Linked DNA regions of Mus musculus: region 1 is linked to region 2. A link is a loop called in an ENCODE intact Hi-C map of the cell type or tissue named here. Cell type or tissue: left cerebral cortex. All regions are shown on one strand. Each heading gives the region's core, and the rest is flanking DNA. Links, peaks and the distances in the headings are about the cores only.

Region 1 (16,130 bases), core at 7,612-10,111, 86 kb after region 2:
GGTTATTATAGTAGAATTTCTATTCAAATACCTTAAATTACAAGCTTAGTAAGCCATTATTACTATTTGGTAAATTTATTTAGTTTCATTGTTCTGTTTTCTAGCTGTGTCTTTTTCATGTAAATTGACTCATAACAACTTAAGAGAGGACATAATTACTTAAAAACACAATTGTTTTCTGAAGTAGCGTTTCTTCCCATTTTCTTGGGATTTTCCTGGTTTTCATTAGAATATCTGCAGAGATTGACTTTCTCAACCCACATCTGTCAGGATAATTTTTAGTTCTTACACATTGTATTAGAACAATGACTCAGTTTCTTCCCCAAACTGTACATTTTCCACATTTTTTTTCTCATCAGCTTATCTTACCATTACAATTTTTGTAGACTTTATGTGTGTGGGTATTTTCCTGCATGTGTGTCTATGCACCATGTTCCTGCCTGGTGGGCATCAGATCACCTGGAACTGGAGGCACAGACAGGAGAGAGCCACCAGATAGAAGGTAGCGATCGAACTTCGGTCCTCTGGAAGAATAGCCAGTGCTTTGAACCAAAGAGCCATCTCTTCAGCCCCCCACCTACTCACTCCATGCTTTTTTAAAAACCAGTTTACTCCCTAGTAGTTTGAGCTAAATACTATTACAATCTCAGTAAGGGTAAGACGTGTTTCATTCTTACTGTTTGGGCTTAGTGCATCTTTCAGTTGTTGCTCAGGAAAGGCAGACATTTTGACTAATTAAGCCTGTTTTCTCCCTGCCTCTGGCTGTTTTTAAAGAACAGGAGTGTCGAAGGAGCATGGGACTAAATCATAGCTCATCTCAGGAGAGATCCTCGTTCCCTCAGGCTTCGTGTTCAGGCTTCGTGGTGCACTGCGATTGGTAGCTAACCTTCTTTGATGTAAAAAGCTATTTTCGACATTTTTATTTTTAAGCTAGTTTTCAAATACTTGGCTTTTTGAGAGAACAGCCCATGTTCCTTGCTGAAACTTCAGCCCATTTCATATTTGTTGTTGTTGTTTGAGATTCAGGTTCCCTTTACATCTCAGGCATGTACAATTATACATGGCTCAAACAAATTCTTAAATGTTACAGTTTTGAATTATCATATAACAAAAGCCTTTGTGTGGTTATGGTTTTACCCGAGTTAACTTAGACCATCTGAGTAGTGCATTTTTGTTATCCTTTAGTAAGTACTCTTAGCCCCAAAGTCAGTTCCCTCTTTGTTCTGGCAGAATTAAAAATACTAGGAGTCTGTAGCTAGAGCTAATAGAAAATGTGCGTGTAAAAGAGAGATTCTGCGCAGCAGCTTTCTACTGTCGAGGGTTGTATCATATTCCCCAGGGCTATGGTAGGCGCTGCTGCTATAATCTCAGATGACAGACACAAGAGAACCTTTAGTAGAGGGGTTCACAGGTACAGGCACCTAGAAGTCACGCTCTTCCATGAACCGAAGCAATTCTTCCTTCCTCGGTAAGACGTTTGAACATGCTCTGAACCTGTATTGGCCATAGCACACGGATATGTTCTTGAATGTGTGTGTATTATATCCCATGAGACCGGTATTGTTGGAAGAGGACTTTGATTTTCCCTGTCCCTCATCTTTAACTCTACCCCGAGTCCTGTTGCTGGCTTCCAGCCATAGGAGTTTTGTTAGAAATAGTCTAGATTACAGGCTGTGTCACCTTCTGAGGTTTAGGGGTCTTAATGCTAATTCTGAAGTTACAAAGACTTCTTTTAATATGGTTATTATCTGGTTTCAAATTCCTTGTGTTTAGGAAGTTGCTTTATAACATAATGAAAATCAACATTTTGCAAATTAAGAAAATAAGAATAGAATATTTTTAAATTCCTCTTGCCAATGTTATAATATCTATATTTAACACTGTGTCTACAAAAGAAACTACAATACCTTGAAAGCGTTTATTGAAAATGAAGATGACTAATCCAGCTTTGTTCTAAGCGTCTTTGTAGAGGTTGCAGGGAGGTCTGGCCTAGCATGTCAGGCCTTTTGAGTTGCTGTTTTTGTTTGTTCTCATCAGAGTAGAAAGAGGAATATAAGTGTAACAAGGGACTTTTTTTTCTTGGAAAAGAAATGTTTTAAGTATATTTTTAACTTAAGATTCTTTAAGGATGATCAGATATTACCTCTACTAGTTAGTTCTTGCTGTTGGGATTTAATCTCCTTTGTTTGGAAACTCTGGGAGAGTCTACTGTCCTCTTTACAAAGTAATAACAGGGCTTCAGTTCCATTGGCTGCTGTCATTTTCAGTTCTTTGTAGAGCCAGATTTCCAGTGTATTTTTTAAAATTACAACAAAATTACTGTTATAATATGCCAGACAGTTAGAGTTGTGTCTGATCTCCGAGACCCAAATGGTATGGAAGGAAAGAACTAGTCCCTGCAAATTACCCTCTGACCTCTAAGTACGCCATGGGCTGATTGCTCCCCTCTGCATGCCCACACCAACCAACCAACCAACAAACAAATGAGTATAAAATTATAATTTAAATTCTGTGCGTCACAGTAGCTTCTATTTGTGTTTTCTGTGCATTAGGCAACAATTGAACAGCTTTCGTTAAAAGGAAATGACTATCTGTAAGTGTACAATAGACTATTCCGTGAAAATGCATAATGAGAAGGGATCATTGCTTAGTGCTCAGAAGTCCTCAGAGGCAGCTCCTAATCAGCTTGTAGTGTCACGCCTGCTGGACCCATGTCACCTGTGGCTTTCTCTTGACTTGTATTTATAGTAATGGTACTATCATATGTGCATATCTAAAATGTTTCTTTGGAAGGACTAAGTAAGTGTTCAAAGAAAAACTAGATAAACTTGATAGTTTATTTGAACAAGAGTAATTCATGTATTGGGCAGCATTTCATACCGGACAGAGGTTCCAAGAGTTCTGCTCTGCAGTATGGGGCACTGAATATTGACAGACAGAACTCACAAGTGGAGTACAAGATGAGCTTCTGGCCTCGTTTGAGCGTGGCCTGTAATTGGCTGAAGCTCAGTGGCTTTATGGTCTTGGCAGACATCTGATTTTCTGTTGCAAAATTAGACCAAGTTAAGTTCACATTCATTTATAAGCAAGTTGTTTTGTAGTTCATTCTATAGGAACTCAAATTACAGAGAGAGCCTCTGTCCAAATATCTTCAGCCTATTCAACAAGTCCTTGTGTAAAGGGGCAGTATTGCTGGAGAAGTATAAGCCAAAAAACTCTGGGTTGTAGCGTGGCCTTGATTTCTTTGAGAATCTACTAAGAGTCATGTTATGGTTTGGATATCAATGAACCCAAAGGCTCATGTGTTTTGGGCTTAGTCCCCTGGTGTTGGGGCTGTTGAGGTAACTGGATCTCTGGGGCTCTAACTTCATGAATGGAATAAGCCTTTAATAAAGCCTAGCTTCTGAATAGTCTAGTAGAAGGTAAATCTTGGTCCTGGTGTCTCCTTGGCCTCCTGGCTGCTGTGAAGTAAGCAGGTTTTGTCACATGCTGCTGTCACTAAGGTGTTCTGTCTCACTGCATGCCTAACAATAGGGCAAGCCAAAGCAAACATGGACTAAAACATCCGGGACCATGGGCCTAAACCCTTCTTTTTTCCTTTGAAATGTTGTCTGTCAGTTATTTTGCAACAGTCACCAAATGCTCCATGTGAAAGGACTGTTTAGTCGTTGTGAGTGCTCAGCATTGCCTGTGGTGTGGTTCTGGGCTGTTGCTATAGCAGGAAGACGGCAGAAGTAGTCTGTACTGTGTAGCCTATCAAATGAAAAGTAGGACACCTTCTTGTACTAGAGGTATTGTCAGTTAACTCAACTGTGAGTCTAGGGAAAGAGACAATTCTAATAGACACTAGGAAACGCTACAGGCCAGAGAAGAACCTGGGTGAAGGAGACCCAAGAAAGATGGTACCCTGGTAGGGGACTTTTTGGTGAAAGGAGCTATTTGACTTGGTGATCTTTTATATCCTAAACAGTGCTGATTTACTGTTACCTTTTTTTTGTACAGTATATATGCTGTACAGTGTATGTTGTACAGTCTTTTCTAAGTGTGCTGGACAGAAGTAAGCTCTAGAAGAAATTATTTACATGAGAATTGTCTCAGTTCTGCCAGACAGAGAAGAGCGGCTTGGGGAGAGAGTCCCATAGCATCTGGTTGGAGATGATACAGACGCTTGGGGGGAGAACTCCTCTGAACACTGCATCCTTTGTGCATCAAATTTGACTCTGTATTAGAACCACAAGTGACAAGAGGTGCGCTTGATGACTCTTTAAAAGCATGCAAAAGTAAATAAAACATGAAAGAAAAGTAGGATTTTGAAACCTATAGTATCTTAAATATTGTTAATATATTCTAATGTGCATAATTGAGAGTTTGGCAGGGTTAAGATTTCTAAATGGGGCTGGGTGGTGGTGGTGGCAGCAGCAGCGCACGCCTTTAATCGCAGCACTTGGGAGGCAGAGGCAGGCGGATTTCTGAGTTCAAGGACAGCCAGGCCTACACAGAAAAACCCTGTCTCAAAAAACAAACAAACAAGCAAACAAACAAAAAGATTTCTAAGTGGGACACCATTCTCTTTGAGATATTAAAGACATTGCTTGTGTGTCTCACTTGAATATTTTAAATTATTACTTCATCCATTTGACACGCAATCCAGTGTAATTTGCTGCTGTGAATTGTATACAAAAGGACTTTTTGATATAAAGACTGACGTGTGACATGGCTTTTGTGCCTCTTTGCACCTATATTTGTGCATCTTAGGTTCACTGTCAAATTTGTGTTGCAGTTGTATTCCCATCCTTGTTTATGGTCATTAAAAACAAAAGCAAAAGCAACTTCTTTCCTCTGATGTTCCTTGAACTTTAGGAGAGAACTCAGTATTCTAATGTTTTTACCCGGAACCTTTGTAGACTTCACACAATAATCTTATAATATAGATGCTACTCTTAGTATTTTATAGATAAGGAAATGGAGACCCTATTAAGTTTAAACCCTACTTAACTGTAAGAGGATAATGCCTTTTGTGATACCTTCTTTATTCCTTTAAAGGCAAGCACTAACTGTATGAATTAATTATAATTTTCTGATTGTCTATGGTTATTAATTTCCATTTTATGGTATGGGGAAGAGTGAAACAAGGCAAAAACAGAGGCCCTCAGATGACAGCACCACAGCTCCATAAACTTAATTTAACAATGATTTTTGAAATGCCTTTGCCCAAGGTGGGCAGGGATAGCATTATACAGGAAGTTTGGTTGTTTTATATGTAGCCCTGGAACTCACTATGTAGACCCCCTGCTTTTGCCCCTTGAGTGCTGGGATTAAAGGCATGTACCACCCACATTATTGGAAACTGAGTTTTTAAATGCTTTTCCCCCCTTAAGAAGAAATACTCTTAAGGTTATATGGACTGATGTTTTATATGAACCAAACTCAGATTTAAAGTGTGTGCATGGTAAGAAAGAAACTGAATCTTAGGGCAAAGTTCTTATAAGAATAAACCACTAAGTTTAACTTGAATGGAGTAAGATAGGGTAAGGCAAAAGTAATTTAATAAAATGAGTTCTTGGGAATTTTAAAAGTTAGGCATAAAGAGATGGTATAGGTTATTACTTTTGAGATAACAAATGATTTGTTTTTGTATGGACAGAAGTCATTGGTAGATTATGTATTTTGAACAAACACAGGGGAGAGGAAGTGAAGCAGCTAATGCTCCAAGGGTGTGCGGCGTCTTTATGCTGTCGTTTAATCTTCTGTGTTGATTGGCTCACATTCACGGTGCCCTAAGACTCCTGTATTCCTCTTAGAAGTAAAACTTACATGTTAATTCTCTGCTTTAGCAGCTCTGATCCACCAAAATTGTACTTGAAAGAATATCTTTCCTTGTGAAATTTTAATCATGGCCAAGACAAGCAGCAGATTAGATATAAATCTAGAAGCTTCAGTAAAGATAAACAGTATAATGTTGGGATCTGTTTTTGAAGTAACCAAAAGCTGGAAAGAGAAGAGTCGGGAGAAGAGGGAGATGTGGCCAGATACTACAGAAATATAATAGATGTAATGACAGGCTTGTCGTCTTGAGAGAAGAAAGAACCCTATTACTTCATCGAAAATGGCTAAGTATTGATCTTGCTTTGTTTTTCTAGAGCAGTGAGCAGCTCAGTGCAGGGCATCGTTTCTTTGATACAATCGTAAAGCATTAGTGGAATAGCCCTTTAATCAACTCGTTTTTAAAAAGGAACCAGTTGTCTGGCTCAGTGCCTTTGCCGTCAGTCTCTCTATCTGTTTATTGCTGATTTGACAGTCTCTGGTCCTCCTTTGCTGTTAAATGTGTGTGTCCTTTGTTTGTGCTGGTTTGCTACATTTGGATGTGAGAGAAAAGCCTGTCTTTGCCATATTGGGCTAATTAGCCTTCTGGGTGAGCATCTATATTAAATAGACCTTCTAAACCATGAAAGAAGAGAGTTCACAGCATCGTAGATTTTCTTCATGTACTGGGGTTTCGTCTGTTTTATTCCCTCCACGAATTGATGGCCGAAAGCTCGTCCGGAATGCTTCGTTTGGAGGATACAATGAACTTTCTCCTTCCTTACAAGGTTGGTTTGTTTCATCTTGTGTTCTTGCCTTAATTTCTTACATTTTCTTAATGAAAATAATACGGGGATTTTTAAAATCTTAACATCATGTTTCATTTAAACAAGTGTGTTGTGAAAGCTTAGCTTTCAGTAGCTGCCTATCTGTAGCCGGGCTCTCCCTCATCTTCTTGTACTAGTCTCTTCAGCTGAAACTTGAGAGCTCCGAGTCAGTAAAATATGAATCTTGATTTTTTTATCATGTGCATTTTGATTTAATGTAGTAGTAAATATATGACCCTGATGACAGTTAAAACATTTCCGAATTTGATATATAATACATATATATTCCTGTAAAGAAATGGTATTGACAGAGGTATTAGCAGATGAAAGCCAGACATTTAACATGATTAGCCATTTCTGTAAAGGAGTCATTATAATTAATGTTTATCATATGTGCTTTTCTTACAACCTTTTAATTCTTGACGACAGTAAAGTTTTCTAGGTATATATTTTTTGCTAGACTTATTCATGTGGAGTTAATTTTTGCTAAGAAAATTATATGTTATATACAGTATAATATTTATTAAATGAAATTAGATACTTTAAAGCTATCATTTAGGCATTAAATGGTCAATAAGATGTAGAAAACTTGAGCTTATATTTGAAAACTATTGTGACAAATATTTGGTTATTCATTTTAATATTAACTAAAATAAATAAATATATATATTGACATTTACATTTTTTGAATTTGAAGTAGAGTTTTAGTTTTACCCCTAACCTTTTTGGGTCTTTGTGAATAACTATAATGACAATAAAGCATTGTTTTGAGATACCTAAACATTAAATAAATTATAAATTCACTAATTTCAGATTCTTTTCTAACAATGTTTTCAAAAAAATAAAATAAAATAAAAGCCCATGGTTCTAAGCTATACCTAAGTAGCATAAGCTTTGAATAGTATTTAATCTGTATTGTCTTCTTAACATAGTGTGGTTCCGATCATGGGTCGTTTATGTCCTTAAGCAGTGTAAACTTTAGTGTGTCCTTATTCAGAAGTGACTTTAAAATACAGTGTAGCTTTTAATACTGTATGTGCAGCCTGTGTTTTTGCACGAGACTTGTTCCTGTCTTGTGTTTATCTTCCAGACTGTTTTTTGTGCCGTTGCTAGGTATAGTAGCGCATGCCATTTGTTGACCTTCACACCAAAGATCTGTTTAGTATTAAGGAATAATCAGTGACCTTCGTAAACAATAGAAACCTGACGGTGTGAAAGTTTGGTATAAAACTTCAAAGTAAGGAAACTTGAAGGCATTGTTGTGAGTTTATTTTGTCAGAGGAGTAAATGATGTGCTGAGTCTCTCACTCAGTTCTTCCAGCAGAGAAGTCCTGTAGGGATTCTTGTGTGTGCTGTGAGAAAAGCTCTTCAGAGTGTCCGCTCTATCAGTCAAGCAGTAGAGTGAGGTGCCCCAGAGAAAGGGCTTTGTGTTATGTGTTGAAGTTAAAGGTAAAAAGAAATAGACATCTGATGCCTTTTGAGATATTTTATTGTTCTGAAAGATTATTTTAGATGCGTTTGCTTTCATATAGTAGCATTAAAGGAGAATTAATTCTACCACAGTGATATTTGAAGATAACTTTATCTTATACAGCAGTTACTTTTTCATTTTTCGTTTTTATAGGAAATTTTATCTGTTTCTGCTTCTATCTCTATCTTTCTCTCCCACACCCTTCTACCAATAACTGCATTATTTTGTTGATAATGAGCTGTATTCTAGAGCTCCGCCCTTGCCTGCGTGCTCATTATACCATTGTGATGCAGTATGCTTTGCTTAGTTAGGATCTAATTATATCTCTAAATCTCAGATCTTATTTACAGCTTTTGTACTTGTTTCTAGAACACTACCTAAGAATTGTGGGAAATCCTTAGCAAAGAAATCACCTATAAAAGACTTTACTTCAGGCTTTTAAAAATAGTGTTTTACTTCTTAAATTTTAAATTTTCTTAAATTTTAAAAAATTAGAATTATTCAGGCCCAGAGAGATGGTTCAGTGGTTAAGAGCACTGAGTGCTCCTTCAGAGAACACAGGTTCCATAACCAGTACCACATGGTGGCTCACAGCGCCTATAACTCCAGTTTCAGATGTTCGGACACCTTCTTCTGGACTCGATGAGTACCAGGTTTGCATGTGCTACACATACATAAACTCAAGCAAAATATCCACAGATAAATAGTAAACACTTTTAAAGTTACAATTATTTAGTGTGTGTGTGTGTGTGTGTGTGTGTGTGTGTGTGTGTGTGAGAGAGAGAGAGAGAGAGAGAGCAGGCTGTGGGCTCATGTCGAGGTCAGAGAGCACCTTGCAGGATTTGGTTCTTTCCACTATGTGGGTCCTGGAGATTGTACCCAGGTTGTCATGGTGAGTGGCTGGCAAGTTCTGCTACCTGCTCACCCACCTTCCGGACCCTCAGCCTTTGTTACCATACATTTTATAGTTCTTGGGTCTTCAGCATATGGCTGTTAGTTAAACTTGCGTTGGTAGAAGTACAAGCAGTTTTTTAAAAAAGACCAAAGCAGCATAAACTGTTTGCTGTTATATCTAAACAGCAATGGTTAGCAAGCCGAGTTTGCTCCTGTGACGCAGCTTGTCAATGATGCTAGCATTTGTATTCTTTAGAAAGCTCATTTACTCAGAACCAGTGTCCTGTTTTAGTAGAAGTAAACTCTGTGTGCTAAGAAATTATCTAATATAAAATTTATCTAGACAAGAAACTGAAGTCACTAGAAGTAAACACAACTTGACATGGACTTATAATTACCTGACAGAAGCGTTCTCTTCAGTAGAATTATTGTGAGCCTATTCCAAATATGGAAACATTAGAACAAAGGCTACCGTAGGTGTCCAAGTTACCTGTGACTGATTCTGTCATTAGGGAATTCTCTTGTTGTAGCTTTGATGAGACTGCTTTGGAGAGGCCTCAGTTATTCTGGTTTTAGAGAGTACTGTGGCACTCTCTTCCAGCGTCCTCCCCTGTGGCAGCCCTGGCTTCAATTGCTTGTCCAAGCTCTACAGTTCGGATCCCGGACAAGAACTGTGTGTTCTCAGCTGTTACCTGCCTTCCTTGTGACAGCAGTGGGACTGTCACCCGTCTCTGTTGGAGTCCTTGCCTCCCCTCTAGACAGCAGCCTTTTCTGTCACATGGTAGGAAGTAGTGGCCTGGACAGGCTCTCACGTGGCTGGCCTGCAGCTTGCTCTGTAGACCAGGCTGTCCTCAACTCAGAGATCCAGCAGCTTGTGTTCCCCGAGTGCTGGGAGGAAGGGTGAGCACCACCATACTTGCCTGCTGCTGAGCACTCTACTAACTATACTTCATGGCATAAGACTTAAAGGAAAGGTCCTGACTCTCAAACTTTTATGGCAGACATTTTTTAAAGGATAGATCATTTTGTACCTTTTTAGGAATTAAGATCTATCCAGTCTCATGAGAAGATCTAGCATCAACACTAGCAACAATTTTTTTACATTACTGTGTTGAATTTCCCATGGAAACCCAGTATGCAGTTTGGAAATTTTTTATTTTAGAGGGGTGTTTTTTTTATATGTTTTGTATATTTTATGTTGACCATCTGCTTTTTTAAAATTTTAGTTAACATTTAAGGAATTTGGCCAGATTTGCATATTTTAAAAAGCATTTAACTTCCTCATTTATAGATAAAATTAAAAATAATTTGAATTTAATCATACACTATGATATGAAGCAAATTATGTGATTTGCAAGTTCAAAATATGACACTGTTAAAATGGAATTCATTTATTTAGTTTGAGAAGTCGTATATAATGTAGGTTCATGAATACTGTTTTCTAACAGTTTGGACATTGTTGGTTGTTTGCTGTAGTGCTGGGCATGGCTCAGCTGGCAAGGTGCTCTATGAAAACCTGAGGGCCTGCGCTCAGATCCCCAGCACTCACGCACAGTCTAGGTATAGCAGAGCATACTTGTGGTCCAGCGCGGGGAAGGTGGAGACAGGAGACTTGCTGGGGATTTCTGGCTAAGTAGCCAGATGGACAAGGTTCAGAGCAAGACTGAGCTCATCTCAGAAAATAAAGTGTAAAGTAATTGAAAAGACACTGACGCCAGCCATGGGACACACAGACAGGAAACTTAGTCACACATACACACAAGCACAGGAAAGAGTATACATACACACAAAGTTTAATTTATAGCTTTCTTTTCATTATGGTTCTATTTTAGAAATAATATGTGGATGTAGACACAGTGAGCTGGATTTTTTTTTAACCTAGTAAGTGGGTTGATACAGATTGAGCCAAGGCTAAAACAACACTGGGAAATCTGAAGTCTTATGTGTTCTTCCATGTGTATATTTAGAGGGTCCTGACGTTGTGTTAGTCATTAGTATTGAGAATTCTTTATGGGTGTATTTATTGCTTTGAGTACTTTTTTTTTATTTCAAGCTTAATTTTGTAACTTCTAGTTCACTTTATATTTAAGTTTCAAATTCCTGTAAGTTTTCATCTGAAAATCCATGTTGCAGTTATGAAAATCTCCCCACCCCCATATTCAAACTGAGTAATCTTTACTTTTTCTAGAGAGAGAAATATTTTCATGCTACAGATTTATTTTAGTAAAAATATTAGAATTAATAAGATAGAATAGAATTAAAATTTATAAACATCAAACAATAAATTAGAAATCATTTTGAAATGCTTCGGGCATTGGTCCTGTTGTTGATTCATCTTTGTGACATGGGAAGAGCTAACACTCTGCCCTACAAGTAAAAGGAGCATCAGTATTTTTAGACTTACTTATTTTTATGTCTGCCTTTTGTTGTTGTGTGTGTGTGTATACATACATACATACACACACACACACACATATATTTATGTATATATATATGTATATATATATGCTCTTTGTGTGTGCCTGATGTCCCCAGAGATTGAAGGAGGAGTTGAATGTCCTGGAACTGGAATTACAGATGATTAGGAACCCCACTATGTGGGTGCCAGGAACTGAACCCAAGCTTTTACAAGAACAATGCTCATAACCACAGTCTTTCCAGCCCTGTTTGTGAATTCTAGATTCACAGTTTTAGACTGTTTAGAAGTCAGAGTCAACATTATATACATGTTCATCTAATTCTTATAATAAACACATTATTAGATATTTACTTCCCCTTTTAAGATGGCATCTCACTGTATTACCTAACCTGGTCTCAAGCTGCTAGATTCAACTATTCTTCGTGCCCCTGCCTCCCAGATAGCTGGTACTGCAGGCACGTGCCCTACACCCAGGCTGGTTGGTTGGTTGGTTGATTGTATTCTCTTGCCTCTTCTTTCCCTTCCTTTTCTTCTCTTCCTCTTCTTATTTCTTTTTCTTCTCCTTTCCTTCTCCCTTCTCCCTCCTCCCCTGCCATGTCCTCTCCTGTGCCTTCTCCCCTCTTTGATGTATTCTTATTGAAGATTTATTTTCCCACCCTTCTTTATCACCTTATGAAATATCTTTCTAGTTGACAGTAAGAGTGAAAAGCTTACTTGGATGTTTTTTTTTTTTTTTTTTTTTTCAGTTCAGAAATCAGCTCACTAGCATTCTGGGGATGTATCTTGGTTTGCAGAAGACATTTCTAACTTGTGCATGGCAGTGATTGTGTTCCCTATAACTGTGTACACTGGGTGGAGCGGTGCAAGCCTGTGTAAGCCCGCCACTCCGAAAGTGGAGGCAGTGGGAATCAGAAGTTCAAGGTATTTCTTGGCTCTATATTGAGTCCAAGGCTAGCCTTGGCTACACCAGGGCCTATCTTTAAAAAAAAAAAAAAAAAAGCTTGCTAGGCTAAAAGGTCTAAGAGGATGATATCATGTGAATTGTTCCAGTAGCACAGAAAGTAATATTCAGGTTGGCACTGGTGGACTCGAGAACTCTTCATTGCCATTCTCTTTGTTCCTTAAGAATGTCTCAATGCATGCAACCTAGTTCTGTCATACGAGCATACTCACCCTCCATCCTCCCCGTAACGTTTCCCAGATCCACCCCCTTCTTCCTCCACCGTTCATAACTCCACCGTTCATAACTTCTTCCTCCCTGTTCATAACTTTGCCCTTTTAAATTTTCTTTTTCCTAATATATACATGTGATTGATTGTGTTGATGAATACCATGTATATGTTAAGTGCGAGGCCAGAAGGGAGTTGACAGATCCCTGAATTGCCTGATGAGAGTTCTTAGGCCCTTGGGAAGAATGGCAAGTGTTCGTAACCCTTGAGCCATCCCTCCAAGTAAAAACAAAAACCTACAGAATCTAGTTTGGCTCTACCTTAGTTTTTTTCATTAATTTATTCACTTTATATCCTGATTTTAGCCCCTCTTTCTGCATAAACGCTTCCAATTCTCCTCAGAGAAGGGGAAGCCTCTCATGGTGACCAACCCACCCCAGCACATCAAGTCACAGCAGGACTAAGGCTCATCTTCTCCCACTGAGGCCTAGACAGGGCAGCCCAGCTAGGGCAAAGGGTTCCAAAGGCAGGCAACAGACTCAGAGTCGGCCCCTGCTCCTCTTGTTAAGGGACCCACATGGAGACCACACTGCACGTATGCTACATATGTGTAAGGGGCCTAGGTCCAGCCCCTGAATGCTCTTTGGTTAGTGGTTTAGTCTCTGCGAGTCCCAATGGGCCCAGGGTAGTTGACTCTGTAGGTCTTCTTGTGGTGTCCTTGATACTTCTGGCTCCCTCAATTCATCCCCCCACTCACCCACAGACTCCTGGAGCTCTGCCTAGTGTTTGACTGTGGGTGTCTGCATCTGCGTCCATCAGCTGTTGGATGAAGCCTCTCAGGAGACAGTGATGCTCGGGCTGAGCGTTCTAAGGCTCCACCTTAATTTGAATGAAATGCAGTGAGATGAACATAAGCCATAGTAGTTTGAACTCTGAGTACAAATAAATAGCAAGCATATCTAAATTGAGTGGCTCATGTTTGCTCGTTAACATTAATGACTGTATATTCAAAGTTGTACTAATTGAATATTGCCATTTCTCCCAAAGGTTTTGAAAGAGGAAAAGAAGACATTTCTCAAAATAAAGATGACTCTTCACTTTCAATGTCAAAGAGCAAGGTAGGCGTACTGTTGTTCTCAGTATGTGATAGGACGTTTTTTGACATTTAAAATGAAGGCACTAAACTGAAATTCTCTAAGTGTTGATAGAAATTTTTGTTGGTATTTTTAAACCACGTGTATATATGAAAAGTATAAAGGTCTCTACTTGGACTGACTGAGGTGCTGTGGAGTACTTGGGGTGTACTGACTGGCAACCATTGCTCTCATCGGAGTAATACTGACTATGTACATGGGCTGCAGCAGAACTTCTCAACCCCAAATCTGATAGCTCCACTCAGAGATGTTTCAGGCTTAATGTTTTTAACAAGACATTTTTAAGTATTTTAAATTTATTTATATGACCATCAAGATATATACATGTAGGCTTAGATTTTTTTAAAGCCTACTTTTAATAAGGGTTCTCAAACATTTTGATTCCCCCTCCCCTCCCTCCTAGTCCGCCATCCAAAGGTAGGTGAGAAAAGATGGTAAATAGGATAAAGGGATGTGGGCCTGTTTAGAAGTAGTTCTTTGGGGGCAGTTCTAATCTCCCTTTGTTAGGATACCAGCAGTCCAGTTCAGTAGTATCAGAATACCAATCATGAGTCAGCAGTGGTGACATGATCCAGCAAAACCAGCCAGCCTCTACCGAATCTGCATAAGTCAGAGGGAGCAACCAGAAAAGCAGGGATGCCAGGAGTTCCCTGTGTGCCTCTTTCAACTAAGCAAAGATATCGAAGATGAGAGACCAATGAACTGTTGCATAGCTAGCTTTGCAAGAGCCCCATCACTGCCCATTAAGTCCTATGTATACTCTCCAAACATCGTGTGTCCTCCCATGGGTTTTGCTTCAGCAAAACACCACAGGAGTCTGCATTGCATGAAACTACCAAAAACTTCCAGGTCATATACATTAAGCAGATAATGAACAAAGATCTTTGCAATACTCTCCTATAATTAAAATAGGACATGGTTATTCTATGTTAGTATTTTTTAAAACACCAGTATAGTGAAGAACTAGCACTCTATAGATTGATAAAAGTTAAATGAATTTTAAAAATTTGTCCAGGGATTTGACTTCCAACTTTTTTTTGATAAGATTTAGTAGCAGTGGTGAGAGCTTCTTAAAAGTTTTTGGAATCAACTTAATGGTTGAAAGAAATCCTATTTCTTTCTTGCTTTTTTAAAAAGATTTATTTATTTATTTATTTTGTGTATGAGTACACTGTAGCTGTTTTCAGACACTCCATCAGGTCCCATTACAGATGATTGTGAGCCACCATGTGGTTGCTGGGAATTGAACTCAGGACCTCTGGGAGAGCAGTCAGTGCTATTAACCACTGAGCCATCTCTCCAATCCCAGAAACCTATTTCTTAACCCAGTGAACTCTGCTATCCATAGCAGTAGGCCTTGTTCATCCTGCCGTATATTTCTGCTCCTGCTCTTAGGAATAGTGAAAAGGATTACATAGCATGTTTTCATTCCTGCTGTGTCCATACTCTGTATAGTTAACTTTACGAATATTTGTAGCGTCAAGGTGCATGTTTAGGATGAAAGTTTCACAGGACATTTATTTATTGGGTATATGTGTGCAAGTACATGTGTGCATGTAGGCATGTGAGGGGCAGACGACAACCTTGATTGATTTTCCTTTGGCACTACCCATCTTTTCTCTAACATACTGGGTCTCTCATTGGCCTGAAATTCACCAAGTAGGTGAGACTAGCTCCCGTGAGCACAGAGAATCTGCTTCCCCACTCTTCAGCATTAGAATTACAATCACACATGGCCACACACACACACACACACACCCTTTTTGCGTGGGTTCTGGGAATCTAACTCAGGACCTCATGCTTCCCAAGTGAGTCATCTTCCAACCCCAGTACATTGTATGTCTATAATGAGGAAGTGTTTAGTCATATAGGTGGGAAAATGTACTCCTTTTCTTTTTTTAATTCATTGCAAGGTTCATAGCTGATTCCCCTATAATAAAAGACATATCAACAAGACTAAGATATACATTTATTTAATGTAATGTCACATAACATTGGAGCCTTTAGAAATGAATACACGCCCGCCTGCCCGCCTGCCCGCCCCCCCCCTCCCAAGAAGCAAATAGGGAAACTTGTATATTTTTATGTTTTAGTTTGATGAAGAATATAAGTCTGATGGAGCAAAAAGGGTAACAAAGGGCTGGAGATCTCATCCAGCGATATTCTCTTCATCCAGGGATTTAGCTCCTTAAAAACATTAAGAGGGGGATGGAGAGATGTCTCAGCAGTTAAGAGCACTGACTGCTCTTCTGAAGGCCCTGAGTTCAAATCCCAGCAACCACATGGTGGCTCACAACCATCTGTAATGGGATCTGATGCCCTCTTCTGGTGTGTCTGAAGACAGCTACAGTGTTCTTACATATAATAAATAAATAAATATAAAAAAAATTAAGA
Region 2 (16,130 bases), core at 9,094-11,593:
AATGGGGAAGACAGAGCCACAACTGAACATCTCTTGTCATCAAATAAAGTTTCTGCTGCTGGGGTTAGATTATATCTAATTGAGTTGTTGGCCAAAGGGGGTCCCATGAGAATCCCCAAACAACCCATACCATTGCCATACTGTTTGCCTTCCGCAAACTGACGGTTAAGAACTATTGATAATGATAACACCTAAACAACTCAGGGAACATGGAGAAGCTGAGCTAGGGCCTATAAAGAGCCTTTACCTCTAAGTTCTATTATCTTTGGTCTAGGAAGCTACTCTGCATGTTACCAAAGGAGAAATGTGAACACCAACCCAGCCACAAACCTGTTGATCCACAAAGATGTCCTGCCTGCAGGATATGCTATTACAATGGAGGTGCAAAGGCTGTGTGAGTAACCAACCAGTATCTGACTTGACTTAAGATGCATCCCATGAGATGGAACCCATACCTGACACTGTTTGGGAGGCCACAATCCTGAGACTAGACAGCTCAGGGACCTAGAGTAAAATCAAATACTACCAATGTTCTGAAACAGCAGCAGCAGCAACAACAAAAAAATAGTGATAAAATAACTCCTAGTGGCATTCTGCAATACATACAGATCAGTATCTTGTTCTGCTCTCATCAGAGAAACTGCCTCCTTCAGGGATGGGAACAAATGTGGAGACCCACAGCCAGACAATATGCACAGAGCAAGAGACTGTGGAACCCTTAAACCTAAATAGGTGTGAAACCTCTCTCCCCTGCACTCAGGGAATGCCTCAGAAGAGGAGAGAGGAAGAGCGTAAGAGCCAGAGGGGATGGAGGACACCAAGGACACAATGACAAATCAACATGGTCAATTCAAATATGAACTCACAGAGACTGAGGCAGCACGCACGGGGCTTCCCCAGGTCTGGACCAGATGTGGTCTTCCAGCTGAGAGAAGTGGACACCTGCCTTCATAACCAAGCACAGAAGCAATCTCTGACAGATAACCACTTGAAAATGTAAATTTAGTTTCCTCCAAGGAGTCCTCTGGGGAAACAAACTACTCTTAAGTGTTGACTGCATGCCCAGTAGTAGATGGACAACAGAATTGAGCTCAAACAGCATCCTGGGAAGTTCTTTGTCTCATGGTGATGTGTTTGGACTCTCCCTGCCCCTCCCCCATTTTATCTTATTTTAAATTATTTAAAAATTACATATTTTTTCTGCTGCCTTTTTACCCTATAGGTCCTTTGTGTATATATTATGGCTTCCAGTTTAGTGGTTTTACGAAGTCCCTGACTGTAAATGAGTGGGTCTTTTCCTCATGCCTTCTCTTAGGCCCCTTTCTTTCAGTTTGTTTTGTCTAATTCCAACGTGTTCGTTTTTATTTTATCTTCTTGTATTTTATGATTATTATCCCTTAGAAACCTGTTTGTTTTCTAAGGAGAGATAAGAGTGGGAGTGGTTCTGGTTGGAGGTGGGAGGGGAGGAGCTGTGAGAAAGGGCGGGGAGACCAGAATCAGGATATATTATTTGAGAAAAGAATCTCTTTTCAATGAAAGGAAAACATAAACCAACCAACCCACGAAATATGAGACAGGCAGACGCAGACACACACACACACACATGCACACACACGAGAGGGAGAGGGAGAGGGGGAGAGAGAGAGAGAGAGAGAGGGAGAGAGGGAGAGAGGGAGAGAGAGAGAGAGAGAGAGAGAGAGAGAGAGAGAGAGAGAGAGAGAGAGAATGAATGAATATCTAGGCTCGAACAGGGTTATTGAATAGCAGTTAATGAAGTGCCGACAGGGGTCTGCAGTGAGAGTTTGGCTTTCTTTAAGCCCATCTATGTTATGTGGCTATGGTCTTGTTTTGATCCCAGGTGTGGGATAAGAGGCTGCCTCACAGCAAACATGGAGGCAGGTATCACGGATCTCCGAAACAAGCTCAAAGAGTGTGAAAAATGTCGACTGAAAGCCGTGAGGTCCGCCTTACAGCCACTGCAGAGGCAACCCGGCGGGCAGAAGCAATCGGATAGATATCCTGAAGAGATATATATAGTTTTCAGCTGCCATCATGAAAACTATAACCGAAAGAAGTGGAGCTCAATAGTCGGGCGTCCGACTGTCCAAGGTGTGAATGCGAAGCTGGGTAACATCAACGGATAATGCAGCCGTGGCGGTTAGAAATGCAGCCACCCAGAAGCCACAGGCAGGAAGTGAACGACCCGGAAAACCAGGCAGAAAAAAATCTCAAAGTGGAATTAGATGAGCTTAGTGAAGCAGAAGCCGGATCACCAAGAGGAACTTCTCTCTCACGAATCGGAAGAACTCCAGCTAACGTCCGAGCATCGTGGGCTCAATAACGCGTCTTCTGAGAGGCTGGCTCTTCAGACTGAGCCAACTGAAGCGGAAGGTGTGAAGAAGTGAAGGAGCTGCAGTACAAACTAGAGCAACTAGAATGCTTCAGTATTCCCTACTGCACCAGACAGACCAGTTTAGAGGGAAAACCTGAGTGAGAGAAGGACGCAGTATCCTGTTAGGATGCCCTGGAGAAAGCTTGATAGGTTCAGTTGGGTCGTGAACTTCAGAAGGCCTTGGAACCCAACAGCAAACTCTGTACGCAGAGGTGGGGGATGGAAGGATGGCGGTGGAACGCCCACTCAGCTTGATGAAAGTCAAGTATCAGTCACCCAAGAAGCAAAATGCATTCCCTTCACCAGAGAGCGGATGAGAGTCAGGAAGTTACAAATCTCCACATTGCTGCGGACGAGGGGATCTCAGACGGAATGTGAGCAGCAGGGACGGTTGTCTGCTGCTCACAGACACATTGGAACAGAAGAATGGTGAAATAAAACACCTCTTACGTGAAGTTAGTAATCTGGAGAAACTTAAGAACTTACATGAAAGTATGGAATCTAAGCCGTCCACACCAGGCAACCCCTATACCCTAGAAGACATCACCTATTATGCAGACATACTTCAGCTAAAGCTTGATAAACTGAACAAAGAAAATGAAGAAGGCGCAAGAGGCAAACTGTCCATACGGAGACTGAAGACGTTATCTGAGAGCCAGCTGGCCCCGGATATTGAGCGGAAACTGTTTGCAAAATGAAAGACACCTGCAGCTTTCAGAAAGTGAAACTGTGAAATTGAGCGCTAAGCTAGATGAATCAAAGCTGAAGTAGGAACCCAAAGAGACCATTGAATAACTGTACTCCAAAGAGGTGCGTGTGTGTGTGTGTGTGTGTGTGTGTGTGTGTGTGTGTGTGTGCTGCCATTGAATATAACCACCCCAGAAGAAATAGCTGCTGCCATTGCCATTGGGGAAAAAGTTTCTAGCCTCCCCCCACCCCACTTCAGCGAGAGGAGAAGGAGTCCTGTCTTGTAGAACGATGCCATTCGGTGGCCTTAAGAGCTTGTGATAAAGTTGAGGAGCCTGGGAAAAGACCCACTTCATTTACTAAGATAATATAAGGCTCTGGAGAAGACCTCAGAGATTTCTGAGACTGGTTTCAGCTGTAAACAAACCGGAATCAGGTGTTGACAGAGACTTTGGTGTTCGAGAGTTATTAGCCCGTTAAAGGCACAAGCAGCCCCAATGGATGAGTGGATAAGAGGCACAAATGATATTGGCTCTCAAGAGCATCATGCCAATACCATAGGACAAGCGAAAGCTAGAGGTCTCTGATACCAGAATACCTGGTGCTCTAATTGCTGTGCATTCAGTCATTTGCAAAGAAATTACAAGGCTAAAAGTCTCAGAGCTCAAAATGTCAGGTGCATTAATTCTGAGGATGTCTTAGGGTTTTACAGCTGTGAAGAGACACTGTGACCAAGGCAACTCTTATAAAGGAAAACATTTATAATGTGGGGCTGGCTTACAGTTTCAGAGGTTCAGTCCATTATCATCATGGCAGGAAACATGGCAGCCTGCAGGCAGACATGGTGCTAGAGGAGCTGAGAGCTCTACATCTTGTTTTGAAGGCTGCCAGGAGGAGGGTTCCTACACTGGTAGAGCTTGGGAACTAGCAGCCCACAAAAACCACCCCCACAGTGGCACACTTTCTCCAACAAGGCCACACTCACTCCATCAGGCCACACCTCCTAACAGTATAACCTCCTAACCTGTGGGCCAAACATGCAAACACATGAGTTCATGGGGTAGGTAAAACGGATTTAAACCATCATATTCCACTCCCTGGCCCCCACAGGCTTATAGCCATAGCATAATGCAAAATGCATTTAGTCCAACTTCACAAGCCTCCACAGTCTATCACCGTCTCAATAATGTTGAAAAGTCCAAAGTTCAAGGACTCTTCTGAGATTCATGCAATCTCCCAACTGTAATCTCCTTTAATATAAAATTTAAAAAAATAGATGGTATACTTCCAACATCACAGGATATACATTACCATTCCAAAATGTCATAGTGTGGAAATACTGGACCGAAGCAAGACTAAAATCCAGCTGGGCAAACTTCAAACTCTGCATCTCCATGTCTGATGGCCAACTCCTTTCAGCTTTGTTGACTGCAACACAATTCTTTGTCTTGGGCTGGTTCCACTCCCTGTTAGCAGTTTTCCCCAGCAGGTATCCTGTGGCTTTGGCGTCTTGGTGTTAAGCATGTTGGATATTGTTTAATTTTCCCCAGGAAGTGATTAAAATGTCAAGTTCCAATGATAAACAGTACATTTCTTTTTTGCCTGTTTCAGAAGAGATTAAAGAAACAACTTCAAAATACAAATGTAGGTGTCTGGGAAAATGGCTCAGTGATTAAGAGCACTAGTTGCTGTTGGTATCAGGACCTCTGACATCACATCTAGGCGACAGTGCGAACTGCACACCTGTTGCCAAAGCAACAGCCACCATATTCCCAGAATCTACTTGGCTCACCTCCCACCTTTACCTGTGGCTACATCACTATCCATATATAAAAAGGAAGACCCCCTCTGATCTCCCTCTCTCTTCCCCCTTCTCTTTCTGCCTCCACCTTGCCCTTTTCTCTCTCAGTGATCCTTTTTTTTTTTTTTTTTTTTTTTTTTTTTTTTTGGTTTTCCAAGACAGGGTTTCTCTGTATAGCCCTGGCTGTCCTGGAACTCACTTTGTAGACCAGGCTGGCCTCGAGCTCAGAAATCTGCCTGCCTCTGCCTCCCAAGTGCTGGGATTAAAGGTGTGGGCCACCACGCCCAGCTTCACCCTTTTCTCTCTCAATAAACCTGCTGTGGAACTGTTTGGCCTGGTGTGGTCTTTCTGGAACCATGCCACAATTACAACAGTTGCTCTTTCAGGGGACCTAGGTTTGATTCTCAGCACCCACATGGTGTCTTATAACCATCTTTATCTCCAGTTTCAGGGGACCTGATGTCTTCTTCTGACTCTCGTAGGCATCAGGCATGTACATGGTACATATTCACACACACATTCGCACATAAAATACTCATACACATAAAATAAATCTCCAAATTTTAATCAAAACAAATGTGGGCTACAAAGCACTGTTGCAGGATTAAAATGGTTTTTTAAAATAAGATTTATTTTTACTTTTGTGTATGTGGGTATGTCTGTGTACCACATGGCACATGGTTTCAGTTCTCTCCAGGACTCCTTCAAACCTAGGGCTTTCCCTGTAACTGGGGTTTCACTTCCACCAGTGGTCTTTCTCAGCCCCTCACAGTTCCAGCCCTCAGCTGCTCTCCATGACCCCTTCAGTCCTGTAACTTTCGCACTAGTAGCAACCCGGAAACACACTGTCAAATTTAGCTACGAGCTTGAGTTGCATCCGTTGTCCCCTATGGAGCACAGCTTCTGTGTGCTGGTCCTGAAGGAAATACTTCCCTGAAGATTTCATCTGAGTGACATTGGTTGAAGGGACTCTAGCCACTTTTGGCATGGCAGATATGAATCTAGCAGGCCTGGCCTTTCTCCCCAGTTCCCTCTGCCTTGCTAAAAACTGTTAGCTTGCATTCCTAAAGCTAGCCCCCAAGGTCTCTTCCCTTATTTGGTCAATCCCTCCTCCTGAGGCTGACTACCATGGTTCAGCTCAAGGTTCAACGTATTTGAGTCCAGCAATCAAAAGTCCCTGTTGCATCATCTAATTAACATGCCCAACTAAAATTAAACATCTCATCATCATGTGGAGTTTCCCCCTTTACCTTTATAAACTGCTGTTTGCTTATTCCTGTCTTCTCTCTATCCAGAAGCAGTCCTTTGTCCCACTCTGTGACAAATAACTTTTTTCCCTCTCTCTTGGCCCCTTTCTCCCCTCTCCTTTGTCCTCTTTCCCTTCTTCCTCTTCCCATGTGTCTTGTCTTTGTCCCTTACCCCTGCTCTCTGTCCCTCTGGGACAAATGAATCTTCTGTGAGCTGAGAACATAATCTTGGGTATCTTGAGCCAGCTCCGAGGTTCCCTAACATTGGTCACAGTGGTTTTTTTTTTTTTTTTCAGTCTCAGTTAATGCTACAGCATCAGTTATCATGGTCAGGGTCTTATATCCATAGATTCTTAATTCAAAGTATGACAAGAGCTGAGCGGTGGTGGCGCATACCTTTAATCCAAAACTTGGGAGGAAGGCAGAAGGATCTCTGAGTTTCTGAGTACCCAGGACAGCCAAGGGTACACAGAAACTCTGTCTCAAAAAAACAAACAAACAAAAATCAACAACAAACAACACCCCCCTCCAAAACCAACAACAACAAAAAAATCAATCAACAAACAACAAAAAACAACCAACCAACCAAACAACAACAACAAAACCGCCACACCAAACCAAAAAAATATGACACGACTGGCCCTGATAGTTGATTCTGCAACTTCCCAAGCCAGGCCTCCTCTGTCCTGGGCCTCTCTCAATATGTTTACCGTCCAGGCTCTCACAACTGTTATTAAGCTCTGAACGCTCACCAGTGGTTTTTTAGCCCAATGTTCCAAAATCCTTATACAATCTTCCTAAAAACAACATGGTCAGGTTAATTACAGCAATACGTCACGTTCCTGGTACCAATTTCTGTTCTTATTTGCTCTCTGTTGCTGTGATAATAAAACTCTGACCAAAATCAAAGCCAAACCAAAAAACCAACTTGGGGGGGGGGGCGGTGAAAGAATTCATTTGGCTTACTGTGCACAGTCTGTCACACGGACTAAGGCAGGAAGTCAAGGCAGGAACTGAAGCAGAGCCAATAACTTCTCTGCACACTAGCTTCTCCTTCAGGCTCGAATTCGGCTACTTTCTTACACAACCCAGGACCATCTGTATAGCACCTCCTGCAATGGGCTGGGCCCTCCTGTGTCAGTTAGCAATCTCGAAAATGCCCCATAGTCCATTGGCCAATTTGACCGGAGCAATTCCTTAATTGAGACTCTCTTAGGTATGTCTAGATTTGTGTCAGGCTGACAAAAACTATGATACCCTAGATGGGGCTGGATTTGAAGTTCCAATCCACCTGCCTCAGCCTCCTCAGTAGCTAAGATTACAAGTCTGTGCATTGTTTTGATTGTGGTTATGATATTTATTCTAGTCAGCTGTGATATATGTCAGAATCACTAATTATTCATGACAAATTTTAGCATTGAGATATGGAAGTGCTTGAAAGAGGTACTTACATTTGCTTTCCAACAGCTTCTTTACTTTCAATTACTTGCATTCAATTTGAAAAAAAAGATTTTATTTTCACTTATGTGTTTGTGAGTACAGGTAACCGTGGAGTCCAGTCGTGGGTATAGGATCTCTGGGGGTTAGAGTTGCAGGAGGTTGTGAGCTACCCAGTATGGGTGCTGAGTTCTGGTTCTCTCGAAGAGCAGTAGGTGCTCTTAACCATTAATTCACATCTCTAGCCTTAAAAAATTAAAAACCCACATTTATTTTATGTGTATATGCATGTGTGTGTGTGTGTGTGTGTGTGTGTTGGTGTAAAACAACTTATGGGCGTAGACTCCCCCCTAGTAGGTCCCAGTGATCAAACTCAGGTCTTTAGCCTAGTCACTATGTGACTTAAACTCTTGAGACCCTCCTAGTTCACCTCACTTTCTTTTCTTTTTTCTCTTTTTAAGTGAAACTAAAAAGCTACAACTAGTCTGTCAGGAATCTGTGTAATCCTTAGTATACGGATGGGGGTGGGGTGGGGTGGGGTGGGGTGGGGAAGCTACCACTCCTTAATGAGTTTGTAGTCAAAAGCCCGACTCTTATCAGAACTGGCGGTACAGTAATTTATCTAGATACATATCTAATTAGCTACGTCTCTAATGTAGGTCTCTTTATTGCTCATACCCTCTTTTACACTGCAGAAATGGCCAGATTTTCAAAGGCCAATTGAAGAAATTGGGGCTGAGGCAGAAGGGAATTAGGCAAAGCAATTTGCCGCCTCCTTTGTTGCAATCTTCAATTTCAATTCTCAGGGTGAAAGCAAAGGAAACAGCCAAACAGCCAAGAAGGTATATTTTTCTTGTTATCTAATATTCTAGGAAAATTGTTTAAATATATTTAACTGCAGGTCACAGTAAGAAATACAATTTAAATAACAACAAGGGACATACTTTTACCCTGATTATTTGTTTTTAAATACAGGGTCTCTCTAGGAGTCTATGTAGTCCTGAACTTGCTATGTAGAAAGAACAGTCTGGTCTTAAACTCTACAGAGATGGGCTGTTATGGCCAGCTACTCACAAGGTAACTTTTAAAAAAGATTTATTTTATGTGTACGGGTGTTTTGCTTGCATGTGCATGCCCTGTGCCTGAGGGGGTCAGAAGAGGTGGGATTTCCTGGACCCACCAGCCAGCACATGGGTGCTGGGAATAGAAACCAGGACCTGCAAGAACAGGTACTCTTGACTGCCTCATCTCTCCAGCCTCCCACGAACTGATTATTGCTTGGTTTAGATATTATGCATTCTTATCTTTTAGATTATATCTCATTAAAACCCAATTCATTAAAAAATGACATTGGCTTTTGTTAGTCTGAAAAAAACAGCATTGCTTCAGATAAGTGACATTTCAATCTGCTGATAAACTGGAACGTTACCGCCATCACATAACAATGTTTCCTGCCTTGCACTGCCTCAGCACTCAGAAAGGAGAGAGCCAGGCAGCTCTCTGTGAGTTTGAGACCAGCATAGCCTACAGAAGGAGTTCCAGGACATCTAGGGTTACACAGAGAAACCCTGTCTCTTTGAAAAACAAAACAAAACAAAACAATCAAGCAAGAAAAACAAACAAAACAAGAAAACAATAAACTTCCCTTATGTTTATGTAAAATACAAATATAATTTCTTAGGTTTCTTAACAGAAGAATGTGGCAGAATCTTTCCCTCATTGGAACAGTCCTTCATGACAAAATCTAATTGTTTTTCAAATGTTAACATAGCTGCATCAAGATGTGTTTTAAAGATCAGCGGCCTGGCATTATTTAACTGAGCAGTAAATTGCTCTTTCTTTGGGCAACAAAATGGCCACGTCTGCAAATTTTTTAGAGCTGCTATGAAATACATCAGTAACAGGCAGAATCCTATGGCCTACTTAAGTATCCAAACGATCAGAATGTCATCTGATTTCCTGTCAAGAAATGTAATGGAAATTGTGTAAAGTTAAAAAAAAAATTCTTGGTTCCAGAGTAGAAGGATAAAGGAATAAGGAATTGAATTTTTATCGTAGAGAATGGCCTTGTTAGAGGCAGCTCATTCCTCCTTCTGCACTGTTAGGTCGCTTTTCTCTTCTTCTGTATTGTAACTGGCTTTCTTCCAGTGATGAGTTCTGCCCCTTTCCTCTCCACAGGATGGGGAGGGATTTCTGGGGTCATGGTTAAAAAAACAAAAAACAAAAAAAGCCAAGAGTTGAGGTACAAAACAACAACAACAACAACAAAATCCGAAGAGTTAAATTAGGCTTTCTGTTCAAATTGAGAGGTACTATCAACTTGCCACGTCGCTAAAACCGTCACCAACCTCACTGTAAAACTTCATGACTGTAAAAGCTGGCACCCAGGATTCTGAACATGACTAGGAACAATAACAAGAAAGCCTGCTAGGCTATTTTCATCCCAGCGTGACTGAAGTCTACATCTCAAACCTCCTGTGAGGCCAACAGCTAATGAGACACCACAGTGAACGTGTCATTGGAACTTAGGCAGCAGGGACTCCTGGCTGCTTCTCAAGCCCCAATTTCTCCTGGCAGCCTCCTCTGTGGGCCCGGCCAGAGGTCGGGAGGCGGGTCCTGCCCAGCGAGCACTTCAGAGACCTGCGGGTAGCCGGCCCTCCACCCCAGGGCTTCCTGAGAGGGAACCTCGAGGGCGGGGAGGGGAGCGGAGGGGAGGTGACATGACAGCTCGCCATCACCACGAGCTGCCAGCAGCTGCCTCTGCGCGCCCGCCCAGCAGAAGCTACCCGGGGACCGCCTCCTTGCGGCGTCACGTGACGGGAAGGGGGCGTGGCCCAGGCCCGGGCTGGGGGCGGGGCTGCGAGAGGGGCGGGCCTTGGGATGTGAAGGCTGGTGGCGGCTCGCGGCGCCCAGAAAGGCGGTGTCAGGGCGGATGACAGCATTCTGCTGCGACGCGCTCCCAGCTGGGCGGCGGTGGTAGCGGCAGCGGCAGCGGCAGCGGCAGCCGGGGCGGCAGCGGCGTTCGACTCGGCCACCGCCGAGAGCGGTAGCGGTAGAGAAGGAAGAGGTTCCGCCCTGGCCCGCGGGCGGAGGAGCCCGAGTTCGCTCGCCGCTCCGGGCCGAGCCCCCGCCGCGGCTCGCCTGTGCTCTCCGTCCGGGCTGGCTCTCAGTTCCCGCGGGCGACCGCAGCCGAGAGAAGTTGAGGAGGGGGGGTCCCACCGGACACTAAGGCCCCGGACTCCGGCGTCCCTGTGATCCCACGGAAGCCTGCTCCCTGCGGGCCGCCTCCTCTGGGGCTCCGCATCGGTGAGTGGCGCTCAGCCCGGTGTTGGGGAGCAGCGGAGTCGTGCCTTTTGGGGTGACTGTAGTCCCTCAGTCCTACGTTCTGAGCTCGGGCTGTGGGCACTCGTGGGTACCCCGCGCCGCGAGTTCCCCTCCTGCCTCTCCTTTGTCCCTTCTGAGAGGGAGATTGGCAGGGCTGGCGGGGGTGGCGTGTTTTTTGGGGCCCGCGGTAGGTGCGTCTGCAGCGGTACAAAGCCCAGTGGGGACCTGGGATGGGGGCGGGGGCGGCTCGGCGGCGTTCCGGGTCCCGAGTGTGTCTGCCCCTCCCGAAGTTTGACAGGGCGACGCCGGGGCTCGCCGGAAGCCCCCCGCGCAGGGGGTGAAAACCTGGCGCTTTGTCGCCCCGGGCGGTTAAGGCAAGGCTTGGGGTTTTCCTGTGACAGCCCCTGAAGAGGTTGTGCCGCTCGCAGGCGGACCGCACCCGCCTTTGCAGAGACTGTCGCGGTGTTCCTTAAACCTCAGCTCCGTTGGCCTTCTTGCCACACTGGAGAAAAGGCGGTGTCTTCGTTGCACTTTTTTTTTTTTTTTTTTTACGTTTTGTTTGCGGCTAAGCTGTGGAGAGTGTAATCAGGTTCCAGGGAGTTTCATATGGAGCATGCTTTTGCTTCATTGAGCAACCCACTCAAGACCGGCTGATGCGAAGCAACAGTAGATGCAGATTTTCCATTCACTAAAGTCATTTAACACTTCTTTGTGAGCGACATCTGCGTCGTGAAACATAACCTAATTTCATTTTAACTAAATGCCGTCTGAAATAAGTTAACTTGGGTTCGTCTCTAAACAGATGGGAACACTTATCTGACGATAGCATATCTGCTTTCAATAACTTAATGAAGTTTGTGCCTTTTTGCTGCTGGAAGACTTAAGTAACAGTAGTATTAGAATACCTTGGGTTAGCAGGGAATTCTTCAAAGTAATTTCACTGTAAACAACCTCAAATTAGTGCAGCCCCAAATTAGTGCAATTAAAGGTCTTTCAAGATAACCATTTAAAATAGTTTTTGCCTCTTGAAGAATTCCAGAGAACAATTGAGGTATAGGTAAATTGCTTGTTACGCTCTCTCTTCCCCTGGGGTTTCATCTAAATTTGATCATGCCGAGAGACTGGGATCAGTTGCTGTGCTTGCTAGAACCTGTTTTGCAGTGAGATTATTAAAATGCTGGTTTTATAAAAACAGGTTTTATAAAAGGAAGGGAAAGGCCATGCAATTTAAAATGCACTCTATTAAAAGACCAACTAATTTCTAACATGTTGCTCTTTCTTTTGGGTAGCAAGTATGTACTCTGTCTTTTGGTAGCAAGAATGACTGCAGTGTGCTTGTTCAAAGTGTTAGCAAAGGGGATAGATGAAATTTAAGACCTTCCTAAAGCTCTTTAATTATGGAGATTACGTTGTTGCGGTCAAATTCCATGTGAACAGTTTGAGCCCCAGAGATCACAGAGGTGCCTAGAAATGCTGTTTAATTAAACCTGGACATGGTTTGCTCCTTGCATTGAGTTGTGCTCATTACTGAATGTGTGGTCTGTGCAAATGGTCTGTCTGTTCATTTAGAATTGTCATTTTTATGTGTTGCTTTTCTTTTCTGAGATAGGGTTTTGCTGTGTTGCCTAGCTGGCCATGGTATTCATTATGTAGCTCCGGCATGGCAAAATCCTCCTGCCTCAGCCTCCCGACTTCCACATGTATTCCACTGTGCCTAGCTTTTGTTACATTTTTGGAGCTAAGAAATGTTTCTTAACACATTCATAAGATTTAGATATTTGGTAAAATGGTTTTTGCTTCTGAATTCACTTTGGAATTGAGAGTTAAAAATATGCTTTGGAGATACCCATGCAATCCTTTGAAAAGATGTTTTCTTTCATCTTACTTTGGAAATAGTGGTACAATTATGACTTACATAATGTGCCATTACACAAAGATGTTTGTTTTTAAAGGACAAATTGCAAGTTTTAGCTAAACATTGAGTGGTCTTAGTATATTTCAATCTGGTTTGGGTAATTACTAATCCATCAACGATCGATAACCTAGACAAGGAATTGATATTTAGATGTTTTGTAATATTATTCTTGAAAACATTTACATTATGGCAATAAGTGTCATGTTTTGATATTCTTATATCCAAAGTTGTAAACATGAATAACAGTAATCTTTGCATGCCAGACAGTCAAACAAAACAAAACAAAACAAAAACCAACAATGAATAACAATAATCTTGGGTTGTCAGGCAATCAAAAGAATGAGATAAGATCATACCTTATTCTTATAAATATGATCTGTAAATGAGCCATAAGTACAGCCTAGAGCTTCTGAGACGCTGGGTGTGGCATTTGCTGGTGATCCTGCTCTTGGGAGATAGGGAAAGGAGGGTTACCTTGAGTTTATAGCTAACCTTGAGATCCTGTAACAAAACCAAAAACCAAAAAAAAAACAAACAAACAAAAACACCCCCCCAAAAACCCAACCAACCAACCAACCAACAAACATCCAAAGGGGGGCGGGGGAGGGGGGGAATCCGGAAACCTCGGAGAACAGTTGAATGTAGGTGGCTGATGGAAAGGAGATAGAAGTTCTTAACTGCAGCATTGTGGTTGAAGTAGGTTCCCTGGGTGTGGGACCCTAGGAAAATAAGAGAGCTACTGGAAGATTTCCTGGCGGTATGTGCTAACAGGTTTTAGGCTTTTACCTTTACTGCACACTCTCACAAAAGCATGCAATCAGATAGACTCTAGAAGACACAATTATAGGGAAGAAGTCCTTAACCTGGAACTCCATCCTTCTAAGTTTACCTGTGTAGTCCTAGGTGATGTGTACTTGCCACAAAAGCAATAATGCGTTTTGTTTACCAGTCAGTGAAAACTCTCCCAGTATAGCAACCATCCATATTGTTCATCAATTACTGTATGAAGACAACAACAACAACAGCAACAAAACCCAAAAAAACAAACCTGTAGTTCCACCCATGTGACTGGAGAACAAGAGGAGTATGTGGTAGTGCCACTCAGAGTAGATACAAGTAGTGAGATGATGAAGGGAAGAAGCCCTTTAATCTGGGCACTTCCTTGGAGAAAGGGATTTTTATGGTAGGCTTTGGCGGAGGTTGTGCATTGGTATATTCAGAGCGTAGAAGACAGAGTGAACCAAAATTGGACCTGGTGATACAGGCCTGTAACTCAGCTATTTGGGAGTCTGAGATAAGGTGATCACAAGGTCAAAGCCAACTTGATCTGTAGAGTGACTTCAAGATCAGCCTGAACTTGCTGACAGGATGGCTTTGCCAGCCTCATGACCTGGTGTTTTGAGTTTGATCCGTGGTAGGAGGAGACTAGCAGCTCTTTTAAGTTGTCCTCTGATCACCATACACAGCCTCTGTGACCCATCCCCTATAAATTAATGAATAAATGCAAACTAAGAGAGAGGGCAGCCTGAGTAACTTACAGTGGAGAGCTGCCTGGAGGCAGCTTACAGTGGAGAGCTGTAAGTTAACCAACCCCACCCAGCACTTGGAGGCAAAGGCAGGTGAATCTCTGAGTTCATGGCAAAAACAAAAAGAAGACAAGAAAAAAGGAAGCTAAAAATCGTGTTGGGAATGGATGTAGCTTAAACAAAACAACCATGTTTCAGTCAGCAAAACAAACATTAAACAGCGTCACAAATAAGCACAGTTGTTTTTATCTTGTGTTACATTAGCAAGAACTTTTCTTCTCCCATCCCAGTGCTTATGCAGTCACCTCAGAGGCACATGCTTTTAATCCAAGGCAGAGGCAAGCCTGAGTTCAAGGCCAGCCTCGGCTACAGGGTTCCTGGATAGCCAGGGCTACATAGAGAAACTCTGTCTTGAAAAACCAAACAAAACACAAAGTGAAAATACAGAGTTCTTCAGTTTTTCGGAATGGCAATATTATAGTTACAGAGGGAAGTTTGAGTATATCTTAAACAAGTAATGGGCCCTTCAGCAGGTTACTAGCCTTGGCTTTCTCATTTGTAGAGTGGGACACTAACCTTACCTTACGTGGTGGTTTGGAGAATGCAATTACATGTGTTTTCATCTGCCTACCTCAATATTTAGCATGTGGAGATTTTTCAACAATTATAAAATTATGTGAAATTTTTTCTTTGCATCTAGATCTTTAAGTACTGTTTTGGTTCAGTTGTCATTAATTTGAATTTAGGGCCTTGCATATATTAGGTAAGTGCTCTGTCACTATTAGTGGACTACTTAGGCCATTTTTCCCAAGTTCACATATTTTACTTTCTTTACCTAATTGACTCATGGTAATATCCTTTTAGATTCATAGTTTTCTGTCTGTGTCTGTCTCCTCCTAAATTCTCATGTAGTCAGGTTTGACACTGAATTCCTTATCCTCCAGTCTGGTCTTGTTGCTACAGGAATGCCCATTCATTCCCCAAAGGTAGTTTTTCTTTGTGTAAAACTTAGTGTTTTCTGACGGGCAGGTGGCGCATACCTTTGATCCCAGCACTTGGGAAGCAGAGGCAGATGGGTTTCTGAGTTTGAGACCAGCCTGGTCTACAGAGTGAGTTCCAGGACAGCCAGGGCTACACAGAAAAACCCTGTATCAAAACAACCAAAAACCAAAAAACAAAACAACAACAACAACAAACCCTTAGTGTTTTCTGATAGAAGTGAATCTTAATTGTATTAGTGACCCTTGTCACAGATTACAAGGAATGCTGGCTTCCTCAGAATCGTGAAGCTCCAGTGCCCATTGGTTCTCTATGACGCTCAGAGCTTCGTTATTCTGTCTGGATCTGAGCAGCACTCTGGTGCATATAAGATGCTTGAGGTAGACTTTGAGTTTTGAAATGGTAGAGGCTGCTTACCACAAATCTGTTTTAACCAGGAGTGGCAGAACGTCTGATTCTTTAGGCTTTTCTTTCTTGTAAAATTAAAAAGAATTGTTTAATTAAGTGCACATGAGTACAGGTGCCCATGGAGACCAGAAAGGGGACATCAGTGCCCTCGATCTGGAAGGCTGGGGTAAGTCACCTCACATGGGTGTTGTGAGCCAAACTTGGGCTCCGGAAGAGCAGCAAGTGCTATATCTGCTGAGCCATCCCTCCAACCCCTAAAATTTATTTTAAAAGAAGTTACCTTTATCATCATACTTTTCTGTCCATTGTTTTTGAAACAGACAAAAAGCCAAGGAGTTTTCAAATAGCATTCTCTACTTGTAGAGATATAGATGGGTGTAAACCATGAGGATGG

The links. Hi-C counts contacts between places; a loop is a spot of excess contacts. Peaks named below come from ENCODE experiments on the same cell type or tissue, not always from the same donor. Only the 100,000 strongest peaks of a DNase experiment are listed, where the experiment ranks them.
Region 1: a loop joins it to region 2, with 2.3 times the contacts of the local background. A loop is called at or near these places in 2 of 42 quality-filtered maps.

Annotation. Positions count from the first base shown.
Region 1 is chr10:111,242,059-111,258,188 of GRCm38, forward strand. Osbpl8 (oxysterol binding protein-like 8) reads left to right here. Exons shown (of 24, transcript NM_175489.3): 5 at 13,630-13,700. Among named protein-coding and RNA genes, the nearest start is that of Bbs10, 49 kb to the right of the region's middle. In left cerebral cortex, for the core only: no CTCF peak of the experiment used is centred there; DNase peaks (open chromatin) are centred at 9,069 and 9,729; H3K4me3 peaks cover 1,089 bases; H3K27ac peaks cover 2,132 bases.
Region 2 is chr10:111,154,327-111,170,456 of GRCm38, forward strand. It overlaps Osbpl8 (oxysterol binding protein-like 8), which reads left to right and starts at 10,476. Exons shown (of 24, transcript NM_175489.3): 1 at 10,476-10,870. It also overlaps the pseudogene Gm8873. In left cerebral cortex, for the core only: a CTCF peak has its summit at 10,496; DNase peaks (open chromatin) are centred at 10,389, 10,866, 11,053, 11,339 and 1 more place; H3K4me3 peaks cover 1,933 bases; H3K27ac peaks cover 2,224 bases.